Regions from separate parts of the Homo sapiens genome. Here region 1 is linked to region 2. Evidence: read pairs that join two places in POLR2A ChIA-PET (ENCODE). Cell type or tissue: OCI-LY7. All regions are shown on one strand. Links, peaks and the distances in the headings refer to the core of each region. The heading gives the core; the rest is flanking DNA. Region 1 has its middle 50 kb from the start of TIMD4. Region 2 has its middle 5.7 kb from the start of TIMD4.

Evidence for each region. ChIA-PET counts read pairs that join two places held together with the same protein. Peaks named below come from ENCODE experiments on the same cell type or tissue, not always from the same donor. Only the 100,000 strongest peaks of a DNase experiment are listed, where the experiment ranks them.
Region 1: POLR2A ChIA-PET joins it to region 2 with 11 read pairs; 3 of 35 experiments call an interaction of 5 or more read pairs at or near these places.

Annotation. Positions count from the first base shown.
Region 1 is chr5:156,908,505-156,918,173 of GRCh38, reverse strand. No RefSeq gene overlaps it. Among named protein-coding and RNA genes, the nearest start is that of TIMD4, 50 kb to the left of the region's middle. RefSeq lists enhancers at 3,421-4,366, 4,367-5,566. In OCI-LY7, for the core only: no CTCF peak of the experiment used is centred there; DNase peaks (open chromatin) are centred at 3,553, 3,953 and 4,579; H3K4me3 peaks cover 1,971 bases; H3K27ac peaks cover 5,177 bases.
Region 2 is chr5:156,964,045-156,973,713 of GRCh38, reverse strand. No RefSeq gene overlaps it. Among named protein-coding and RNA genes, the nearest start is that of TIMD4, 5.7 kb to the right of the region's middle. In OCI-LY7, for the core only: no CTCF peak of the experiment used is centred there; no DNase peak of the experiment used is centred there.

The DNA of each region.
Region 1 (9,669 bases), core at 510-8,509, 55 kb after region 2:
AGTAAAATGTGGTGAATGACAGGAATATTCAACCAGGGGCAGTGCGTGGATGTGAAAGCAAGGCAATCCAAATAAGTTTCTCTAAATATAATCTTGGAAATGTGCTCCTCAGCAACAACAGGTTTATTTTAAAACTTTAATAACTGCTAACACGAGGAGCCATGGGAGAGAGATTAAAGCAAACAGTTGTTGAATGAATGTATAAAAAACATGTGTGCCTGAGTGAGAGGGGCTTCTGGCTGGGTAGAAATGTGGAAAGTAAACCAGATCTGAAAGACATTTCTGTGAAGGACTTCCCAGCATGTTTACAGCAATAGCAACATTAATGGAATAAGTACGTGGTTCTCTAAATGTAGCCATCTTTGGATTTCAACTCTCTTGACATTACATTTAAGAGAGAAAAAAGTCAGTCTAATTACTTGACTGGTGAAGCCTATAGATTTTTTTGTCCTATTAGTTCACACAACACTGATCCAACAGTTAGTAAAAATCCCCCTCACCTGGGTACTTGGAAAAACTGGCCCAAGGCAGCCTGACTTCTGACTTGTTCAGTTGCAGTTGGGCAGAATGATTGGCACCAATGATGAAAACAATTAGCAGCAGATTGGCAGCTGTTTCTTTTCTTTTTCTCTTCTCTTTTCTTTTCTCGTCTTTTCGAGACGGAGTTTTGCTGTTGTTGCCCAGGCTGGAGTGCAATTGCATGATCTTGGCTAACTGCAACCTCTGCCTGGTGGGTTCAAACGATTCTCCTGCCTCAGCCTCCCAAGCAGCTGGGATTACAGGCGCCCGCCACCACACCTGGCTAATTTTTTATATTTTTAGTAGAGATGGGTTTTGCCATGTTGGCCAGACTGGTCTCGAGCTCCTGACCTTAGGTGATCTGCCTGCCTTGGCCTCCCAAAGTTCTGGGATTACAGGCGTGAGCCACTGTGCCTGGCCCTTTTTTTAAAAAAAAAATTTTTTTTTTTTTTTGGTCAACTTGGCTTTGATGTCAGCTTAAGATACTTAAAGTGACTTTGTCTAGTGTGCTAAACTCAAACATTTATTTAGAAACGTTGGGGAAGTGGGTCTAGAGCCAGGTTCAGGGCCTGAATTTCCCCATCTAGAAAATGGAGTGGGGCCAGATGGCTTTGTGTATGTAGTCAGGTTATAGTATCTTGTGAGGTAATGATACACCCAACCCTAACTTAGCTCATGCTCCCTATCCACCTTCCAAAACCACCGCCATTATCAATGTCACTACCAGCTTGGGTCTGACTAGAAAAAGAAGACGACAGACACTTCCTAAACAGAACATTTAAACTCAATGAATATTACTTTTCTGTTTTGCAAAGGGGTATTTTCAATCGATTCCCAAATGTATTTCTGAAACTCCTTGTACCGACTAAGAAACACTAACATGAGCAATCATAGTATTTTAGAGCTCGTAATGGCCTCCAGGAGCCTCTGTCCTAGTAGTTCTCAATGTTAGCTGAATAATCAACTGGGGAGCTTTTTAAATGCCAATTCCTGAGTCCTACCCTTTAAGAGATTCTTTCTGTAATTGGTCCAGGGTATGACTTGGGCATCTGAATTTTTGAAAAATGTCCCAAAGTGGTTCTAATATGGAACCAAGTTCTGAAAAATGCTGGTCTAGCCCGGTGGCTCTCAAACTATGCACTTCAGACCAGCAGCCTCCGTGTCACTGGTACTTGATAGAAATGCAGATTCATGTCCTTCACCCCATACCTCCAGAATCAGAAACTCTGGGGGTAGAGTCTAGCAAACTGTGTTTTAACAGACCCTCCAGATGATTCTGATGTGCGTTAGAGTTTGAGAAATGTTGCACTGTAGTAATTCCTAACAGATAAAGTGTTCAAGAAAACAATCTCCCTTTACCAGGGCTGTGTGGTGGTGGGCTTGGCCAGACAGAGGGTCAGGAGCTTCCAGTACCAGGGGCAAAGGTCCTGCTGCTTCATCTCCTTTAAGCTGATAGCACTTTCTGGCTGGATTCCTGCAGTATCTTCCTAATTATAATCTCTGACTTTACTCCTTTTCCTGTCTGTTCTCCATGCTGTGGCAGAGATACCCTCTTTCAATACAGGTATGGGTCTCCTGTCTCCTGTCTTCCAGCCCTTTTCATCCTTGGCCCCTAGACCTACCTAGAAGCAGCACACTTAGCTCTGCCTGGGGCAGAGGTGGCAAACTCTGATGAATTTAGAGGCCAGGCAGCTGATACAGTTGAGGGAGTCAAAGGGAGATGACATGGCCCATGATAAATCGGAGTGTATGTCCACTTAAGGGCATTAAAATTTAAAATTAGTTAAAATGATTTCCTGGGCAAGCAAAACATGGCTGTGGGCTAAAACAAGGTAGCCAGTTTGAGACTGGGGATAAAGGGTGGATTTTAGTAAAAGATGAATTAAAATAAATATATAATTCTTATACTGAGACTCCTTGATCAGAGGAGGCTGTGGATGTAGTTGCTCCTCTCATTCCCTCTTTGTGTAATCAGGATGAATTGTTAGCATCTATAAATAACTTTTTGGTATCTATTGTATGTGGGGCCCAGGAGAGAGAATTGCTTCTTTTAAGGAGCTTCACTTCTGAATGAGACAAAACACACATGGGAAATGCAATAGAATAGGCCGGGTGCAGTGGCTCACACCTGTAATCCCAGCACTTTGGGAGGCCGAGGTGGCACATCACTTGAGGCCAGGAGTTTGAGACCAGCCTGGCCAACATGGCGAAACCCTGTCTCTACCCAAAATACAAAAATTAGCTAAGCTTGGTGGCAGGTGCCTGTAATTCCAGCTACTCGGGAGGCTGAGGCAGGAAAATCGGTTGAACCTGGGAGGAGGAGGTTGCAGTGAGCCGAGATCGCACCATTGCACTCCAGCCTGGGAAACGGATTAAGACTGTGTCTGTCTCAAAAAACAAACAAACAAACAAAAAGGTAATGCAATCGAATGGAATCAATGTTGTTTTTCCATTTCCATAAGGAAGGAATGTGATGCAGTATGTGCTTCTTACAGCTAATGATTATATGGTGGATCCACAATCAAACCTCACAATTTAAAGCAGGAGTTTCCAATCTTTTGGCTTCCCTGGGCCACACTGGAAGTAAAGGAATTATCTTGGGCCACACATAAAATACGCGAACACTAATTATAACTAATAAGCTAAAAAAATCGCAAAAAAAATCTCATAATGTTTAAGAAAGTTTACCAATTTGTATTGGGCCACATTCAAAGCCATCCTGGGCCGCATGCAAGCTCAATTTAAAGCAACCTAATTCCTCACCATGGCCTTTCTAGGCTAAACACAGGAGATACTATCAATTTGTAATGAGCACCTATTATATTCTGGGTACTCTATTAACTGTTTCAAGGCAATTATCTCATTGACTCCTGACAGCAGCTCAATAAAGCGGGTATATTATTTTGGCTTTGGAGCTAAGAAAACAGAAGCACAGGCAGGTGAAGGAACTTGCTCAAGGTCACGTCGTCCAATCTCCTGTAGCAGAGCCAGGTTTTGAACCAGGCTTGAAGGACTCCACACTCTAACCACTACCCTGTACTTCACAGTGAGGGCTCCAATTCCAGACTTCATGCATATGGCTCTGTAACACTGACCTGCATTGGACTCAAATGGATTTCAGTGTCCTCTGATCCACAGCAACCTGAGTATATCAATGGCTTTCCAGTTACAACCCCATTATAGCTCAATCTTCCCTTGTCCCCATATTATTTACTCAGAATCTGATTTGCATTTGCAGAGGAAGCTGTAAAGGGAGAACCTGGCAGGAAACTTAATGAAGCCAGGTGGGACACATTTAAATGGGAATGTGTTGAACTAACTCATGAAGAGCTAAAGCCAGCTGTCAGCAGGCTTAATGAAAGGTTAACAGGAATCCAGCAATGGGTGGCTGGGGAGACTCTTTGTCTCTCTAAAGAAAACAGGAAGTTGAGAAGTGGGCTCCCTGGGTGGAGGTGAGAGCAGAAGGAGGAAGCCACTCAAAACCGAAAGACTGGGTCTGGAAATAGAGCTTCATTTAGATTTGTAAATATGTTACAGCCTTAAAAAAAAAAAGCACTGTGAGTTCTCAGCTCTCTGAGCATCAAAGGACAGTGAAGGGAAGTGTTCCCGAATAAGATGAATGCTAATGCTATCCAGAGGGAGTTTGGGGAGCACTGGAAATGGCTGCTCGCAAAACAGAAGGTGGATTTGCTGCTTGTGCTGAAAAGGTGCTATTGTGCGGTTATATGCATTATCCATACTGTATGTGAAATAATGGGGTGGGAGCACAGCAAAGACTCGCACACATCTGTCAGTTTCACTCCCATTTTCAGCCAAGGAAACTGAGGCTCAGAAAGGGGGCATGAGTTGCCCAGGTCCCACAGTTAACCAGTGCTAGAGCAAAGCACTAAACTGTGTTTTCTAGACTTGTCTCTGTGGCTAAGATTCTGGAGTTTTCACAGAATCTGCCCTGTTATTGCCCTTCTGGAGTCATGTAATTAAGTTCTTGTTGGTGTGGCCATGCAATTCAGCGTTCCTTTTCCGTAAGCCATCTATCTTAGCACACCCCTGGCTTTATAGTGGGCTGCTGCCCCCAGGAAGAGGAATCAGAATGCAAAAAGCGCACAGCTTGGCTGCTCTGCTGCTCTCCTAGCAGCACCATAACTATGGTGACCAACTTGTCTCAATTTGCTCTGGGCTTTCTTGGTTTTAAAACTCAAAGTCCCACATGCCAGGAACCCCTCAGTCCTGGGCAAACTGGTGTAATCACCCAATAGGTTCTTCCTGTGCCATCTGCACAGACAAAACCAGTTCATTGAGAACACGGCATTGCAGTAGAGAAAAAGTTTAATGGACATGACGCCAGCCACATGGGAAATAGAGTTATTATACAAATCAATCTCCCCAAAGGCTTGAAGGTTAGGGTTTTTATGGACAGTTTGGAGAGCAGGGGTCTAGGGAAAGGGTGCTGCTGATAAATTGGGGATGAAATCATAGGGGTGTGGAACACTTCTTTGTGTGCTGAGTCCAACTCTGGGTGGGGCCACAGGACCGGGTGAATCATGAGTCACAAGGCCGGGTGGGATCTGTTGAAAAAATATTTCAAAAAACCAATCTTAGTTTCTACAGTAGTGATGTTACCTAGATGAGCAACTGGGGAAGTCGCAAACCTTGTGATCTCTGGCCATATGACTCCTGAGCAATAAGGGATTGTGGAAACTATGGGGTCAAAATATGTCAGTTATGCAAAATGGGGTCGACTGTGTCAGATTTCTCTCATCGTTATAATTTTGCAAAGATGGCTTCTCTTGGATGGTTGGTCAACCTAAGTCTATAAACTAGAGATCAAAAACAACCATCCTCTCAGTTCTCTCACTCACAGCCCCTGCTCTTGACTTTATTGCAGTGATCACTTTTCCTGTGACTTTGCAGTTGAACCCAAATGGAATTTAGTTTGTTCAGATCCGCTGTTAGAATAGACTACTACTAGATCTACATTTTATATCTAGACCCTTGCTATTCGAAGTGTGAGATTCAGACCAGCAGTTTTGTCATCACCTGGGAGCATATTAGAAATGCAGAATCCCAGGCCCTACCATAGATCCTATGAATCAGAATTCACCTTGTAACATCTAGGATCTCTAGGTCACTCATGTGCACATTAAAGTTTGAGAAGTCCTGGTCTAAAGCATTGATTTTCAAACTCAGCTGCACACTGGAATCACATGGAGAAACTTAAAAAATACTGATGCCTGATCCATAGATCAAAACATCACCTTGTACCCCATAAATATACACAATTATTGTCAATTAAAAATAAATTTAGGCAAGATGCTGTGGCCCACGCCTGTAATCCCAGCACTTTGGGAGGCCGAGGAGGGTGGATCACCTGAGGTCAGGAATTCGAGACCAGCCTGGCCAACATGGTGAAACCCCACCTCTACTAAAAATACAAAAATTAGCTATGCATGGTGGTAGGCGCCTGCAATCCCAGGTACTCGGGAGGCTGAGGCAGGAAAATCACTTGAAGCTGGGATGTGGAGGTTGCAGTGAGCCAGGATCACGCCATTGCACTCCAGCCTGGGTGACAAGAGCGAAACTCCATCTCAAAAAGTAAAATAATAAAATAAATAAATAATTAAAACATTTTTAAAAATACTGATGCCTGGCTCCCATCTGAGGTCCTGATTTGATTCACAACGAGGAGACATGGGCATCAGTTTTTAAAGCACTTCAGGTGATTTGAATATACAGCAATGTTTGCAAACTTCAGCCCTAGAGAGGGGGTAGCTTTGCACCAGAAAATAATGTTTCTAATTAATCAGAACAAAGCTTGGCCTAAGTTTGTGTGGCTCTACTAACCCCATGTGATTTTGCATATGGAAATCATCAATATCGCTCAAGAAGATCTGAGGCATAAAGATAATGACCAATTACTCTGGAAGAGGCCCCCTAAAGTAGTTACAAACCAAGATATAATATTTAGTCTATGGAAAGTGATAATAAGACAAAAGATAATCAGAGAAGGAATGTCCTTAGGGTCGGGGTGGCACTATGAATCTCTTCAGAAGACACTAGAAAGATGTCTTGACACCAAGATTGTAAGAGAAAAGTGGGAGATTGGTTAAGTGGTAATCTTTGTTGCACAATAAGGAACTTGGTAAAAAGGCAACTATATTTTCTTTTGTACTTAGATATAATGGGAGATCTTCTGTAGGGAACAAGCAGTCATTCATTGTCTCAGTAAGACTGTATTCTTTTGCAAGTAAGAGAATACGAAAAAATAATGATTTAATTAGCAAAGACTTTGAATCATTTCACATAACTAGAGTTGGGACTTAGGAGTGTTGTAGGATTGGGTTCAGCAGCTTCACAAGAATGAGGTGTTAGTCAGGTCTCTGTGTCTTCATTGGCACTTCTCTCCTGGTCACAGGATGGCTGCCACAGCTCTGATATGTCCTCCCACAAAAGCATCCCAAGTAGAAAGAAAGCCCTGGCAACACAGCAAGACCCCATCTCTACAAAAATTTTTTTAAAAAATTAGCTGTGGATGGTGGCATGTACCTGCTCACTTAGCTACTCAGGAGGCTAAGGCAGAAGGATTCCTTGAGCCCAGGATTTTGAGGCTGTATTGAGCTGATTGCACCACTGCACTCCAGCCTGGGCAACAGAGCAAGATCCTTTCTCAAAAAAAAAAAAAAAAAAAGAAAAGAAAAGCCAAGTAGGAAGAAAGGAAGCAGGTGGCAAATGGGGCTTTTCTTCTAATATGATGCTTTATCAAAAAGGGACATTACTAAAAGACTTTCCTGTGTTTGATTGTCCAAACTGGGTCACATACCCAGACCTTGGCAAAGGGAAATGCAACTGCTTAGATGACTTATATTAATCAATCATTATTCATTCTCTAGGCTATGCATATTGACTAGGATCTGTTAGCATGGGTGAAACTGGGAATGGCTGTGGGGTGGACAGTCTTGATTTCTGCCATAGTCACTCATCCACCACAAGGTTACTGGTTGTCTCCTATGTGCCAAAGGGCCCTGTGGGGAGCTGGGGCATTGTGAGGAACAAGAGAGTCCCAGTCCCTGATCCTAAGCAGCTTACAGTCTGCAAAGCCATTTCTATCTTTATCACCCATTTCATGATTCCAATTATTTGGATAATTTCTGATGTGCCTGAGAAACAAAAAGAGTGAAGGGATAATATGCTTAGAAATTCTGCATATATATAGATACGTTCTTGAACTTGTGGACCTGTACCTTTGCTGTAAGGGTCACCAGTCAATGGAGGAAGGGGCTGAAACATTCAGACCTAGGTGGTGAAGGCAAATTAGAGCAAGAATTCTTAGCTATGGCAGAACTTTCTTAGCTTGGCGGAAGACAGTTGGCTTTATCACAGATGTGAGAGTAATAGAAAGAAATCTCACCTTATATTTCTATGCTGCTTCATACTTTTCTAGGCATTTTCAAACATTGGTGCTCTGTGTCAGAGGGACAGTGTATCCCCATTTCATAGAGGAGCAAAATGGAAGCACAGAGAAGCAAAGTGACTGTGTTCCCACCATGGTTAGTGAGACAGGACTAGAATCAAGTGTCCTGATTCCTTCTCAAATCAACGGATCCATGCCATCTTTATGGGATGCTCACCATGTGCCCCTGGCTTTGTGCTTGGAATTCATAACAGGGCCAATCATCATCATTAATATTATTTGAGCATGTACAGTAAGTCAGACACTGCCCTAAGCACTTTAAATACGCTTTTAAATTTAATCATGACAATCACCCTTTGAGGTAGTTGTCACTTTTATCTCTGTTTGACAGATGAGGAAATGGAAGCTCAGTCAGATAAAGAGGCTAGTCAGCTGGGATTCTAACTAAGAAGCACCTCCATGGCCCAGGGCCTTAACCCATGTGCCCTGTCCCTTCAGGTATATAAAAGCACTTTTTTGATCTCTTAATGATTACATACATGTGGAAGGTAGAAAGGAACTATTCAGCTGTGACTTTTAGGTTGTTCCCATTTTCCCTCTAATCACCTTAGTAAGATGATGCTGGAGCGACTGCGTTGCCTGGGGTATATAACCTGGGGTTCCTTGTAGCGAACCAGGAAAATTTACAACACAGACACACATGAGGAGTTTAGGAGCAGAGGTTTAATAGGTAGAGGAGAAGAGAAAGAGAAACAGCTGCCTCTGTAGAGGAAGGAGTCTCCCAGCGCAAAAGACCTGCTGGTGGTGAATATGCGGAATTTTATAGTCTGGTTTGAGGAGGCAGTGTCTTATTTATATAGGGCTCTTAGATTGGTTTGATCAGGTATGACATTTACATAGCGCATGAGGAAGGCTTGTCGCCCCACCCTAATCTTCTTATGCAAATGGACTTTCCAGTTGATCATGGCCATCTTGTCTGCTTCTTACTGTACATGTGGCTGGCAGAGAAGGGATGATGGAACCACCATCTTGAACATGTCTAGTCCCTAGTTCTGCCGGCATTCACCCATGCAAGCTCCTAGCTTGCAGGCTGCTCTTTGTTAGAAAATTATTTGGGGCTGCTCTTCATTAAAAAGATAAGCCTTACTGAGGACTCTCATACCCTTGCTATCTGCCTAAGTGATTTCTTCTTAACGCCTGTATCAACGTGTTCTCCATCCTTAGACTTTCTGAATGCCACCAATATGGAGATGGGTGAGGAGTGAAAAGCATGGAGCTAGAAAGTTCTTTGGGTCTAGGTCTCGCATCGTTTGTTTGTTTGTTTTGAGACAGGGTCTCACTCTGTCACCCAGACTGGAGTGCAGTGGCGTGATCCTCCCAGGCTCAAGTGATCCTCCCACCTCAGCCTCCTGAGTAGCTGGGACTACAGGCACAAGCCACCAGGCCTGGCTAAGTTTTGTGTGTGTATGTGTGTGTGTGTGTGTTTGGTAGAGATAGGGTTTTGCCATGTTGCTCAGGCTGGTCTCGAACTTCTGGGCTCAAGTGATTCTCTAGCCTCAGCCTTCCAAATTGCTGGGATTACAGGCATGAGCCACCCACACCTGGCTGGGTCTCACCTTCTTGAAGAGACCCGAGTTTAGACCCAGATCTCCAAATGAAGTCACATATTAAAGCACAGAGATTAAATGATCAGGTTCAAACATTAAAAACTATACTAGAAATGTTGTCACCTCTCGTTTTTT
Region 2 (9,669 bases), core at 814-8,813:
CTAAATCCAGAATCTACAATGAACTCAAATCAGAAAGAAAAAAAAAAAAATCCCATCAAAAGTGGGCTAAGGACATAAATAGACAATTCTCAAAAGAAGATATACAAATGGCCAAATAATTATATAAAAAATGCTCAGCATCACTAATGATCAGGGAAATGCAAATCAAAACCACAATGAGATACCACCTTACTCCCGTGAGAATGACCATAATTAAAAAATAGAAAAAAAACAAAACAGTAGATGTTGGCGTGAATGTGGTGAATGGGGAACACTTCTACATTGCTAGTGGGAATGTTAACTAGTACAGCCAGTATGGAAAACAGTGTGGAGATTCCTTAAAGAACTAACAGTAGATCTACCATTTGATCCAGCAATCCCACTACTGGGTAGGATTTTACCCAGAGGAAAAGAAGTCTTTACTTGAAAAGGACACTTGCACACACATGTTTATAGCAACACAATTCACAATTGCAAAATCTTGGAACCAACCCAAATGCCCATCAATCAATGAGCAGATAAAGAAACTGTGGTGTGGAATACTATGTAGCTATAAAAAGGAATGAGTTAACAGCATTTGCAGTGACCTGGATGAGAGTGGAGACTATTATTCTAAGTGAAGTAACTCAGGAATGGGAAACCGAACATCGTATGTTCTCACTGATATGTGGGAGCTAAGCTATGAGGATGCAAAGGCATAAGAATGGTAGAGTGGACTTTGGGGAGGACTTGTGGGGAAGAGTGGGAGGAGGGTAAGGGATAAAAGACTACAAATATGGTGCAGTGTGTACTGCTTGGGTGATGGGTGCACCAAAATCTCACAGATCACCACTAAAGAACTTACTCATGTAACCAAATACCACCTGTACCCCAATAACTTATGGAAAAATAAAAAATAAAAATAAATAAATAAACCAGTCATAGCCACCTCATGCAATAGATTTGGGGGTAAGCTGGTGGCTTAGTTCTGGATAAGTCAAGTCTGCTGAGAAGGGCTTCTCTTCCCAAATAAAAAGTCAAAGACTAACAATGTGAAAGCCTTTCTGTCTCCCCTTTGCCCTTCCCAAACATGAACTTGATGTCCAGAAGTACCTCAGCCCTCCTGTGACCAGGGTGTGACAAACCAGTATGGAGGAACAGAAAGAGAAGAGTCTGGCTCCTTGATGATATTTTTGATTCCTTGGGCTGTCTACATCCAGGCTTCTTTTTATGAGAGAAAAAACAAGCTCCTTATATGTTTAGGCTTCTGTGAATTGGACTTTCTGTTCCTTCCAGTTGACTGGATTCCTAAGTGACTTAAATGATTGTTTTGGCAACAGACTCATAAAAAATTTCTATTTGTACTAGATTTGTTAGTCATTGCCTACCAAACCCAGCCACTTCTGAGCAACCATACTCCATCCACAGCCCAATTGCTGAAACTGCAAATGGAATGGTAGCATTCTGCACGGTGGGATCTTTCTTCTCCAGGGTAAGGCTGATCTCAGGGTAGCCAGTCACAGAGGCAGCCAGTGGAAAACAATCTGAGGCTTACCTTGGAAAATGCGAACCAGAGGGGCTCAAGTTCTCCCTCAGGAATCTGGCATTTAGAATAGAAAGAATGAGTGAGTGAGCTCAGAGAGCTGGGTTGAGGGTTACTTAGAGGATTTGGGGCTAGGGTGTATAATAAGGACCATGAGAAAGCTGACCTTATGAGAAAGCTGGTCAGGGGAGAGGTTCAGAGAGGGACAGAAAGAGATACCCCAGAGAAGAGCAGAAGTAACACCTTGATGTTTCCTAATGAGGTGCTGATTCCAGATTGCCTGTGCCCTTGTCATGAGTAACCTCCTCCTCGGGGTGATTTGAGTGAATCTCTATTCTTGTCCTGATATCAGCTCGAATATACTAGGCAGTAAAAGCTATATTTCGAGTTAAGTTTTCAATGTCTTCCAATCCCTCTTTCCTTGTACGTATAGTGCCAAATATAATACCTCCTTTGAGGGTTTGTTGCTGGGATTACATGTGAACAAGACCTAGCAGAGTGTTTAGCACATAGCCACAGCTTAGTGAATGTTCATTCCTTTTCCATTTCCCTAGCGCCTAGGTTGTGAGTTTATTGAAGGCAAGAATGACTCATCTGATATGACAGTCTCAGGGCTTAGCACAGTGCCTACACATAACATGAACTCAATGGGTTGGCAAACATTTTCTGTTAGGACTAGATAGCAAATATTGTTGGGTTTGTGGACCATATGATATCTGTTGCAATTATTGAACTCTATTATTGTAGTGTGAAAGCAGCCATATGCTAAAAAATGGAAGTGACAGTGTTGCAATAAAAGTTTATTTACAAATATGGGCATTGGGCTATATTTGGTCCATGGGCCTTAATTTGCTGACCCTTGCTATAGATGATGAAGAAACGAATGAATAAAAATGAACGAATGGGATTTTATTTAATAATGCCATTTACCAGAAAGAAAGTATTGGTACTATAAAGGACTCTTTATCCAGAAAAACCTGGATTCTATTTTCATCCCATTACATAAGAGTCTTTTATCTTCTCTGGCGTCATGCCTTTATTGTAAAATGGGGTCTGATAATCCCTTCTTTGTTTAAAGGTTTGGAACTGTCAGGTCTGTAAAGGTAAAATCTATGCCTTATTTGTCTTTATTCTCAGGGCCTAACAGAATTCTCACATGTCTAAGCATAATAGGTTGACAGGCACTTGCTGAATGATTAAAAGGTTGAGGTGAATCAGATGTTTGATGAAGCAGGTGGTTGGACCAGATAATAGTATAAACTCTTGTATTACTTATTCATTTATTTATTTTTTGAGACAGGGTCTTGCTCTGTTGCCCAGGCTGGAGTGCAGTGGCATGATCTCGGCTCACTGCAACCTTTGCCTCCCGGGTTCAAGTAATTCTCATGCCTCAGCCTCCCAAGTAGCTTGGACTACAGGCACATGCCACCACACCTGGCTATTTGTTGTATTTTTTGTGGAGATGAGGTTTCACCATTTTGCCCAGGCTTGCCTCAAACTCATGAGCTCAAGCAATTCACCTGCCTCGGCCTCTCAAAGTGCTGGGATTACAGGTGTGAGCCAGGGTGCCCAGTCCTAAACTCTTAAAATAGGAAAAACTTTAAAATCATCCAGCCAAATTCTCGCTTTGCAGAGGGTTTTTTTGTTTTTGTTTTTTTCAGAATTAAGATTCCAAATGACTGCAAACCCAATGCAAATTGACTTAAGCCCAGAAGGAAATGTATTGCCTCATTGATGTGCCTTGTTTCAGGGATTCCACTCATGTCATAGACCTAGACTTGCTTTAGTTCCTCACTTGCCTTCTGCTTGATTGGTTCTCTTGTGAGGTAGGCTTTCCTCGTTGGTGGCAAGACTGCTGACATTAGCTTCCAGCTCACTTCCTCACAGCTCAGACCACAGGAAAATAGAGAGGGTCTCTATCTGTTAAAAGTCACAATAAACATCTCAAGATTGTGTATCCTTGACTTCATTTGAGTCAATTGCCTATCCTTGAGCCAATTGTGCCCATGAATGAAATCAACGCCACCTGAACTGCATTGACTGAGAATGAGGGAAGTCCGGTTCTCCAGAGGCAAACCTCCAAATGCAGAGAATGAAGGTGGCAAAAACATGAAATATCCAGCACTGCTTTGGACTCTGTCAATAATATGCTTTAATAAAAACTGAGCATCAAATATTAGGATGTTTGTGAATATTCTGAAACTTGATCATGGAATCTAACTTAGGAAGAGACAACCAAGTTTAGTCTCTTTTTCCGGTGTTTGACCCCTCCAGATACTAGATTACTTTTAACATTTACACTCTTAAAACAAAGGAATATGTGCATTTTAAAAAATGAATTTTATTTTAAAGCAGTTTCAGATTTGCAGAAAAATCAAAGATAATACAACAGAGTTCTTATGTACCATACACCTGTTTCCCCTATTATTAACATCTTATATTAGTGTGATATATTTATTAAAATTAATGAACCGGCCCGGCGCTGTGGCTCATGCCTGTAATCCTAGCACTTTGAGAGGCCAAGGTGGGTGGATTGCTTGAGGTCAGGAGTTCAAGACCAGCCTGGCCAATGTGGTGAAACCCTGTCTCTACTTAAAATACAAACAATTCGTCGGGTGTGGTGGCAGGTGCCTGTAATCCCAGCTACTTGGGAGGCTGAGGCAGAAGAATCGCTTGAACCCAGGAGGCAGAAGTTGCAGTGAGCCGAGATCATGCCACTGCACTCCAGCCTGGGCAACAGAGCAAGACTCTGTCTCAAAAAATAATAATAACAATCAAATCAAATCATATAAATGAATCAGGATTGGTACATTATTATTATCTAAAATCCATACTTTATTTATATTTTCTTACTTTTTAGCTAATGGCCTTTACCTGTGCCAAGATCCCACCTGGGATACTACATTAAGTTTATTATTTATTTATTTATTTAATTTATCTTTCAAAAATAGAGACAATGTCTCACTATGTTGGCCAGGCTGGTCTTGAACTCCTGAGCTCAAGTGATCCTCCCACCTCAGCCTCCCAAAGTGCTGGGATTACAGGTGTGAACCACCTCACTTTGCCTGTTTTCTTCATGTCAGTGTCATGGGTTTTGAGGAGGAAGTCCATAGAGATAAAGTGACCCTTATATTACATCATGTCAAGGGTACATATTATCAACTCAACTGATTGTTGATGTTGATCTTGATCAACAGGCGCCTGAGGTAGTATTTGTCAGTTTTCTCTACTGTAAAGCTACTCCTGCCCCGCCACTCCCCATTGTATTTTTTTGAAAGAAGTCAGTAGGTCAAACCCACACTGAAAGAGTGGGGAGTTAGGCTTTATCTCCTTGAGTGGGGAGTATCTACATAAATTATTTATAATGCTTCTGGGGAGAAGATTTGTCTATTCTCCCCTACTTATTTATGGAGTCATAATTTACTTCTGTCAGTATGGACTCAGATATTTATTTTATACTTTGGATTATAATCCAGTATTCTTCTATTTATTTTGTTGCTCAGGTTGTTCCAGCTTTGAGGTGGAGCCAAAGCTTTTTGGAAGCTCTTTTGATAATCTCCTTTGCTCTTTAAAATAATCTCATTATTGTGGGATTCTTTTTTAATTTTCCTTTTTTTTTTTTTTTTTTAAGCACTTTCTTGCTGTTACTTACTGACATTGCAGGATGTTCCAGGTTCAGTCCGTATGTTTTTCACCTCAGTACTAGAGTCAGCCATTTCTCCAAGAAGCCCTGGTTCTTTTTATGGGAGGATGGAATTAGAAATTAAGATGTGGGTGCTAGGTATGCTCAATATAGCCATTTTATTTTATTTTATTATTTACTTATTTATTTATTTTGAGATGATCTCCCTCTGTTGCCCAGGCTGGAGTGCAGTGGTGCGATCTCAGCTTACTGCAACCTCCGCCTCCCGGGTTCAAGAGATCCTCCAGCCTCAGTTTCCCGAGTGGCTGGGATTACAGGCTCACACCACCACACCCAGCTAATTTTTGTATTTTTAGTAGAGACAGGGTTTTGCCATGTTGGCCAGGCTGGTCTCAAACTCCTGGCCCCAAGTGATCTGCCTACCTCGGCCTCCCAAAGTACTGGGATTACAGGCATGAGCCACCATACCCGGCCTCAATATATGCATTTTTAATAGTCAAGTTGTAAAAGGTTTATAACTAAAAAAATAGTGAATTTCTTTCCCACTTTTTTGCATTAAACTCTTTTGAGCTTGTTCTTCTGGTTTTTACCTTCATATTACTCACAGCGTGTTTATGCTGGTATTGTCTGATTGACCAATTTGAGACACTATTTGTTGACTCCCTGTAAAGGTGAATAGACTTTGGCTTTCTTACACCCCCACCCCGCTTCCTCTCTACCAATTTTTCCAGTGTAGTCAAATCAAAATATGTGTTAAGTTGGGGCACAGTGGCTCATTTCTGTAATCCCAGCACTTTGGGAGGCTGAGGCAGGCAGACCACTTGAGGCCAGGAGTTCAAGACCAGCCTGGCCAACATGGTGAAATCCCATCTCTACTAAAAATACAAAAATTAGCCGGGCATTGTGGTGCATGACTGTAATCTCAGCTACTTGGGAGGCTGAGGCATGAATCACTTGCACCCTGGAGGCAGAGATTTATCCGAAGTATTCCATGCAGTGAGCCAAGATCGCACCACTGCACTCCAGCTTGGGTGACAGAGTGAGACCCTGTGTCAAAAAAATAAATAAATAAAAATAAAAATGGTGTATTAAGCCAGTAGCCAGATTTTACATTATTACCAGCATGTAACTATTAATATCTTTCACACTTAGCAAATGCACCATAATTACATTTCTTTTCTCGTACAAAATTTTATCTTTCCTGGTTGTAATAATTATCTCATTTTTTGTTTGTTTGTTTGTTTGTTTGTTATTTTGAGACGGAGTCTCGCTCTGTCACCCCAGCTGGAGTGCAGTGGCATGATCTTGACTCACTGCAACCACCACCTCCCTGGTTCAAGGGATTCTCCCACCTCAGCCTCCCAAGTAACTGGGATTACAGGCATGTGCCACTGCACTCAGCAACTTTTTGTATTTTTGGTAGAGATGGGGTTTCTCCATGTTGGCCAGGCTGGTCTGGAACTCCTGACCTCAAGTGATCCAACTGCCTCTGCCTCCCAAAGTGCTGGGATTACAGGCGTGAGCCACTGCACCCAGCCTTCATTGTGTTTTTTTCTTAATTTCCCAAGTATCCATCAAAAATTCATCCCATGGCTGTGGGCAGTGGCTCATGCCTATAATCCCAGCACTTTGGGAGGCTGAGATGGGAGGATCACTTGAGACCAGGAGTTTGAGACCAGCCTGGGCAACATGGCAAGACCCTGCCTCTACAAAAATTTAAACAAATTAGCTGGGTGTGGAGGCACACCTGTGGTTCCAGCTACTTGGGAGACTGGGGCAACAGGATTGCTTGAGCCTGGAGGTTGAGGCTTTACTAAGCCATGTTCATACCAGTGCACTCCGGTCTGGGCAACAGAGCAAGACCCTGTCTCAAAAAAAAAAAAAAAAAAATTCATCCCAAGTATTCCATCATATCTGCCAAACACCTATCAAAGTTATTTTCAAATTACCTAAGTACATGAGCTTATTCGTGACACTCACTACCACCACCCCAAGGCTTATTCCTCTGCTCTTCTGCCCCAGCCTGAGGTGGTTATTAAAGTAATTATTCTCCAAAGATGCTTCCCCTACCACTCCAATGAACCACACTTCCTCGCATTCACATCCTTGTATTGCTCCCTCCACTTGAATTCTCTGGGATGGCCTTATAATTTGCCTTTTGACCAATAAAATACTGTAAAAATGATACTGAATGTTACCTAAGGCTAGGTCATAAGAACCTTTGTGGATTATTCCTGAGCATGTTGGAATGCTAATTTTTGAGAAAGCCAGATCCTATGTAAAAAATCCAACTACTCTGAGACCACCATACTGTAAGGAAGCCCAAGCTTCCATGTAGAAAGGTCATGTGGAGAGAGACAGTTGTCAGTCCAGCCCCTATCTCTTCTAGTCATTCTATTAATTTGCTAGACATACAAGTCCAGCTAGAAGTGTCATTTTGGATGATCAGTCATGTGAGTGAGAAAGTTATCTTGGACAAATAGTCCAATCTAGTCTTGAGATAGCCACTGTCACTGGGTGAGAGCTACCCAGCTGAACACTGTCATCCCAGGGAATCATGAAAAGTACATTGACATTGTTCAGGCACTAGGTTTTGGGGTGGTTTGTGATGCAGTGAAACAGTTCCCCTCTAGGTCTGTTCTGCAGTTTTCTTTGTGAAATTTTTCTTCCCTGGAGTTAGATGTCATGTTTTCTGGACCCCATGACTTTCTGTTTCCTGGTTATTTCTCCCGTTTTGCTACAGATTTCTCTTCCATAACTTCTAGGAAAGGAAGTATAGTAAGTAAATTTTGAATCTATGTCCAAAAAGGCCTTTATTATGATCTTACATTTGAGAAATAGATTGTCTGCGAGTAGGATTCTAGGTTGAAATTAAATTTCTCCTCTGGATTTTTTTTTTTTTTTTTGGACACAGGTTCTCTGTCTGTTTTCCAGGCTGGAGTGCAGTGGCACAATCTCAGCTCACTACAACCTTCACCTCCCGGGCTCAAGCAATCCTCCCACCTCAGCCTCTGGAGTAGCTAGGACCACAGGTGCGCATCACCACACTCGGCCAATTTTTTGTATTTTTGGCAGATATAGATTTTCTTTTCCTCTTTTTTTTTTTTTTTTTGATGGAGTCTCCTTCTGTCACCCAGGCTGGAGTGCAGTAGCATGATCTCAGCTCACTGCAACATCTGCCTCCTGGGTTCAAGTGATTCTCCTGCCTCAGCCTCCCAAGTAGCTAGGATTACAGGCATGCACCACCACACCCAGCTAATTTTTGTATTTTTAGTAGCGACCAGTTTTGCCATGTTGCTGGGACTTGTCTTGAACTCCTGACCTCAAATGATCTGCCCGTCTTGGCCTCCCAAAGTGCTGGGATTACAGGCGTGAGCCGCCACGCCCGGCTGATACAGGTTTTTACCATGTTGCCCAGGCTATTCTGGAACTCCTGGACTCAAGTGATCCACCCACTTTGGCCTCTTAAAATGCTGGGATTACAGATGTGAGCCACCACACTCGGCCTTCCCTCTGAATTTTGAAGGCATTCGTGCATTATTTTCTAGCTTTGTTGTTTGGAACAACAATGCCATTCTATTTCCAAATCCATTCAGTGCAATATGTTGTTCTTTCTCTCTGGAGTCTTTTCGTATCTTTTCTTTATGTCTGATGTTCTCATATTACATGATAATGTCTTGCTTTTTGGGGATATTTTTATTCATTGAGTTTAGCATTTGATTGACCCGCTCAATACTGAGAGTCATCTCCTTTAGTTACGAGAGTCTTTCCTTTATTATTTCTTTAGTAATTTCCTCTCCTCTATTTTCTTTTTTAATGTTCTGAAACAATCCTAGTCCTTTGACTTTGTAGATGGTTATAATTTCTAACAAATTTTCTTAACTTTATTTTTCAAAACTTCCATAAAATTCGGGACATTTTTATAATGTCTATGTTCTTTTTCATGAATGTAAAATCTTTCTTTCTGAGAAAATATTAGCTTTTTAAAAAGTTTTTGAAGTTCTCTTTAGCTCTCCCTGTTATTTTTGTCTCTTTTTTATGTTAAATGCTTTCCTCAAATGTCTGATGATCCCTGGTTATCTGTTCATATCTGAAAGGGACACTAAAGACTCATTAACAGTTCTGCATGCATGGCTGAGGCTCATGCACTGATGAACTTATTGAAGGAGGGTTGAGTGGTTTTGTTGGGGAACACTCAAAACTATAAATATCTGAAAATGTTTTATTGGGACCACTTAGTTTATCCAGAGATTAAATCCTCCAGTTTCCTGGGATAGAATGGGGAAAGGATCCCTTGGTTCTGTGGGCATTCAGTGGGAAGATTCACTCTGAATCCCGTTATTTTCATCCCTGCTCATGTTAGTCTGGCTTCTCTGGGTCTAGAACCTCACCTGATATTTAGATTTTTCACTGATACCTTCAGTAGAAGCAATGTTGAATGTTTGAGGTTTGCTGGCTGTTTACAATCAATTAAGGATTTTTAAAAATCTAGAACATTTGTGAA